2 separate regions of the Homo sapiens genome follow, and region 2 is linked to region 1. The links are chromatin loops, found by intact Hi-C in ENCODE. Cell type or tissue: lower leg skin. All regions are shown on one strand.

Region 1 (2,500 bases):
TGATCTCATGATATAAAATCAAATTTCTATCCTGAGTGTTACATCCCTCACTTAAAAGCTAAAAACTTTCAATGTTTTCAAGTCCAGGTCCTAATTTAATAGATAGAGTCAATTAAACCTCTCAAAATGTCACTTGGAGAATGGAATTCGCAAGATAACACTTCTTGCTGAAGCATAATACATCAGTATCAGAAATATAACTTGCACTAGTATTCAACATTTGTTTAAAAAATGCCATATTCTGAGGCTTTTCATTATGATAGCTGAGCTCGCTGCATTTTTTCCCCAAGAAAAGTAAAAAACGTGACAGAGAGAAGCACCCAGACTGTGCCAGGACATACTTACTCAAGAATGTCTTCTAAAAGAAAAGTGAAATGAATAGAAAAGTAAGTCTATGCCTCCAGATACCCCTACATCATGAAACCACAAAGCAATTCTGGCTCAAGACCACTCGTGAAGTATTTTGACATTTGCTCCTTCTCCGGAAAACAGAAAAGTATTTTTGAAGTTATAATACACTTCTGCAGTTCAACAAGGAATAACAGAATCTCATAGTTGAAAATATCATGAACAATTTGACCTGGGGCCAGGAAGATAGGAAATGTAAGGCAGGAATGGCCAATAAAGAGAAGCATCCTAGGCCCGGTGAGGAGTTGGTCCCCCAGAATTGGGCAGAAGGCTTGCAGCTAATTCAATCCAGCCTTGGCAGGCTCAGATAGCCAAGGACAGCATGAGCGTGTGCACAGCAGCTATTCTGCGTCATGAGAATGGTAGCATCACAGTCTCAAGTTGCTCTATTAAGTTTGAAGCACAACTCCAGTAGGATCAAATAAGCCAAATGTATGAGGAATCAGGGTCACAGACAGATTAGAACTCACTGCCAGGCTCCGTATCTGGTAGAGTTGCAGTAACAAGCTCAGAAAAGCAAGGCACAAATGAAGTCCTGATGACTTGAAATTCATGACCCACGTGAACAAGAAATGCCCATTGACATTATTCACTTTGGCACAAGGTAGCAAAACCACTTACAGCCCACACAGCTGGTGAGGATGGAGTTCCTGTTACACTGAGAGGCTAGAACTGAGGCAGGTATTGGGAATAGATGTAGTTGTGAGCAAGTCCTAAAATCAGGGAAACCCAGAGTAATAATAGCTAACATCTACTGAGGGTCTACTATGTGCCAGACTTTGCACTGGATCTTTATATGAATTATCTTTTACTATTATCATTACCACCACTAACTATGAAGCATTTACTGAACATATGTTATGTGCCAAGTATTTTTCTATGTATTTTATCTGCATTATCTAATTTAGTCCTTACAACAACTGTATGTGCTAAATATTTCGTATTTCAATTCTTACATAAAGAAATTCTGAAAAATAACTGACTAACTTGTCCCTGATTCAATACCTTGCTCCCAGGTCACACAGATGAACAAGTGACAGAGCTGGGATTTTAATCCAGGCATCCTGAATCTGGAGTCCCAATCACTGCCTCATGATCTCATTGAACCCCTAGGAGTAGCTCTTGCTATATGCAATTTACAGTTGATGAAATAGACTCATTGAGGCTGCATGATTTGCCAAGGACATCAAGAACCTTCTGGTGTCCTCATTTAATCAACCCAGAAGGATCTTGCCTTGGATCACCCATTAAGAAAGTGCCAAGGGCACAGTGAATTTGTGTGTTCCCATCTCAAAGGTAAGGATGGGCTACTTACACTAAACGGTTTCCTCATCTGCTGCACAAGTCTCTCAGTTTTTGCCTCTGGTTACCTCTTTCATTTTCTGGCCATCTCATAAAATCTAGAATACAACTTTTTTCTGTCATTCTTCCTTTCTTCTCTCTCTTCATTCCTAGCAAGTGAATCTCACCACATATAAATCTTAATCCAGAGAGATACTCCCTGAAACTCAGTGAAGTCAGCCTGGGAGGTTTCAGGAAGACAGTAAGGGCAAATGAATCTCTAAATTACTTGTATTAATCAAATTCCTCCTAAATTTCCTCACTTCATTGTTTTCCCACATGACCACACCGGCTTAGAGCCAGATCCTTTCCTTAGCACAATTCGTGACACCTGATAGTCTTAAGAGTTGCTTGATCTAAGACAATAAGTTACTGCTCTGCTGTAGAAAACCGGGTAGCATTTAACTGGTGGAAAGAAAAAGGGGTGGGCAGTAGTGAGCCGGAACTATTTATGAAGCTCCAAATTGGACTTGACATGGCTGGAAGAAGGCAGGAAGAAAAGAGGGCAGAAAGCACAGGAAGAAGAGTCACCATAGTTTTCATGTGAATAAATATTAGAGCAGCTCGCTAAGGACACAGGTGATTACTTCCGTCATTTCTCAGCATATAGACCAGCAGGTGCAGATAAGGAGCATGTCCCTGTGGGAGGCTCAAGGTGCTGCAGTGGAAGTACTAGCATTTTGCAAATAGCCCGGAGTATGCAGGATGCTGGGCATGCATCACCTCATGTCGTTCTCACAAGAGCACTGCC
Region 2 (2,500 bases), 270 kb before region 1:
AGAAATATAACTCCCAGTAGCCATTGTCTGATGTATTTAATTCTGCAAAAGGTTTAGCCTTCACAACTTTTCTCAGGCCCTGTCATGTGTGGTTATTTCCCTTTGCCTTGTCTTGTCAGCTAGAGGGCTGCGTTATGCAGAATAGTAACCATGACCCTCACTTGAGTCAAGCAAACCTAGTTCCCATTCAGGCTCTACCACTTGCCAGCTTTGTGACATTTGACAACTTATTTAATCTCTCTATGCATCACTTTCTATACCTCTGTAACTGAGGTTAATGATACCTACCACATAGCTTTGCTCTGTGGATTAAATAACATAATGTAAGAAAAACATTAACACAGAGTCTGCCACATAGTAGAAGCTCAATATGTTGAAGCTAAAATTATTTTTTTTACTTTTTAATCTTAATTTTACTATTTTATTGAGATTAAAAAGTACCACTTACCAACTTTGTGACATTTGGCAAGTTATTTAATCTCTCTATACCTCACTTTGCTCCTCTGCATTGAATGAAGAGTATGTAATGATAATGATGATAATGATAATGATGATGATGATGTACACATAGCCTTAATGGCTTAGAAATATTTTTCTCTTTTATTTCCTTTTTGGATGAAACTTAACTGGCCTCAAGATATAGAAGCCTCCCTGACTTTGCCTTTCCCTTCTCCCTTATCAGAATCACAAAGCCCTCTTTTGGCAAATATGCGTACTAAAGCAACACCAATTGATTTCCCTATCAACAGACTCCTTTTATAATCACAGTTGCTCTGCAGGCCAGGCAAGGCAGGTGATAAGACTGGTATTATACAGAGGCGAGAAGTGAGGCTCATAGCAGCTGAGTGAGTCTCCTGAGTGTCATGACGGGTGAGCGCAGGCCTGGCCAGGACCAAGGTCAGGAACCCCTTCCCCATTGCTCTTGCCCCTGAGCAGCATTGCTTAATGACTTATGTATGAGTCTTCAAACAAGGGCTCAGGACCAAACAGCCCTAGGAAATGGGGCTACGCTTTAGTATCTGAGGTGCAGGGATATCCCTGAAGTGGATGTTTGTGCAGGAGAAAACTGAATGACAATACTAAGAAATCATACACAGCTCAATTTATTAAGACATTAGGATGTGTGCCAGGTACCATTTTTGGAAGTTACATACCTTATTTCATGTATACAATTTACTTTTTATACTCACTAAGTGGCAGGTGCTCTACTTAGACTGTTCTTACAGATTAGAAAACTGAGGCTCAGAGCAGTTACGCAGTTTATCTAAGGTTACAACATGCATGGTGCCCGTACCCTTAACCTCAGAACACACTCCTGAACCTTTGCCCTGTTCTATGGCTAATAGATCACTTTCACTGGCAAGCAATGACACCTTCTCCTACACTGAGTTCGCATGAAAAAGGTATCCTAGTTGAGAAGGCAACCAGACATCTGTGACCACGTAAAAAGATGTACTGCCGTGGAATGCAGGCAACCTCTACAGCAGCCTGCTTTTCACACGTCTCTCCTCATAAGCATCTGTTTCTCATGTGCTAATGAGTCACTTGTCAGGAATAACTAGAAAAGAAGTGTGGGAATGGAGTGGATATTCCAAATGGAGTTTCCCTTTCTCCAGAGGGCAGTTGAAAGGCAACAGCTCTCTGTGGATATGAGAGTAAGCAGATGGGCACGTTTTCCAGTTACAGTTGATCGTTGAACAGTGTAGGAGTTAGGGTTGCTGATCCCCTGTGCAGTTGAAAAATCTGCATATAAGTTTTGATTCCCCCAAAACTTAAATACTGGTAGTTTACTGTTGACTGAAAGCCTTACTGATAACATAGTCAGTTAATGCATATTTTGTACTTATAATAAAGTAAGCTACAGAAAATGTTATTAAGAAAATCATAAATAAGAGAGCATATATTTACTATTTGTAATGTGGAAGTGGACCATCATAAAAGTCGTCATCCTCAGCATCTTCACACTGAGGAGGCTGAGGAGGAGGAGGATGAAGAGGGGGGTTGGTCTTCCTGTCTCAGGGGTGGCAGAGGCTGAAGAAAATCCATGCGTAAGTGGACCCAGACGGTTCAAACCCACGTTGTTCAAGGCTCAACTGTACAACATTTGAGTGGTTCCTCTCACCATGGTATGGTGACTGATAGACACAGGAAGGAGGAACTAGTCCAAGCTTTCCTTGGCAGGAGTCTAGCAGAGGACAGCACATCCCAACTGGAGTCTGGCTTATAAAGACATACCCTGGGTTTGAGTATTCCCAAGTCTGCATGATTCAAGCATATATTTTTAAGTTGGTATTTTCACTTTGGTAATAAATAAATAATAGGAGCAGATCTGGGGTCATCTGGTTGGCCACCTTATAAACTTACATTGCCTTGTGAATTCAGAGCTCACAGTTGCGTTCATGTACACACCGCTGTTGCTGGCTAACTTTATGCACTGTCTCTAACTGGAGGGTGCAAACCTCCAGCAGTCTGTAGGCCCATTCATGGGGATCTAAACATC

Evidence for each region. Hi-C counts contacts between places; a loop is a spot of excess contacts. Peaks named below come from ENCODE experiments on the same cell type or tissue, not always from the same donor. Only the 100,000 strongest peaks of a DNase experiment are listed, where the experiment ranks them.
Region 2: a loop joins it to region 1, with 4 times the contacts of the local background. A loop is called at or near these places in 98 of 110 quality-filtered maps.

Annotation. Positions count from the first base shown.
Region 1 is chr5:148,723,517-148,726,016 of GRCh38, forward strand. No RefSeq gene overlaps it. Among named protein-coding and RNA genes, the nearest start is that of HTR4, 70 kb to the left of the region's middle. In lower leg skin, no CTCF peak of the experiment used is centred here; no DNase peak of the experiment used is centred here.
Region 2 is chr5:148,453,946-148,456,445 of GRCh38, forward strand. The region is part of intron 1 of LOC107986462 (a long non-coding RNA gene); the gene reads left to right. It also overlaps a transcript of HTR4 not described here. Among named protein-coding and RNA genes, the nearest start is that of FBXO38, 71 kb to the left of the region's middle. In lower leg skin, no CTCF peak of the experiment used is centred here; no DNase peak of the experiment used is centred here.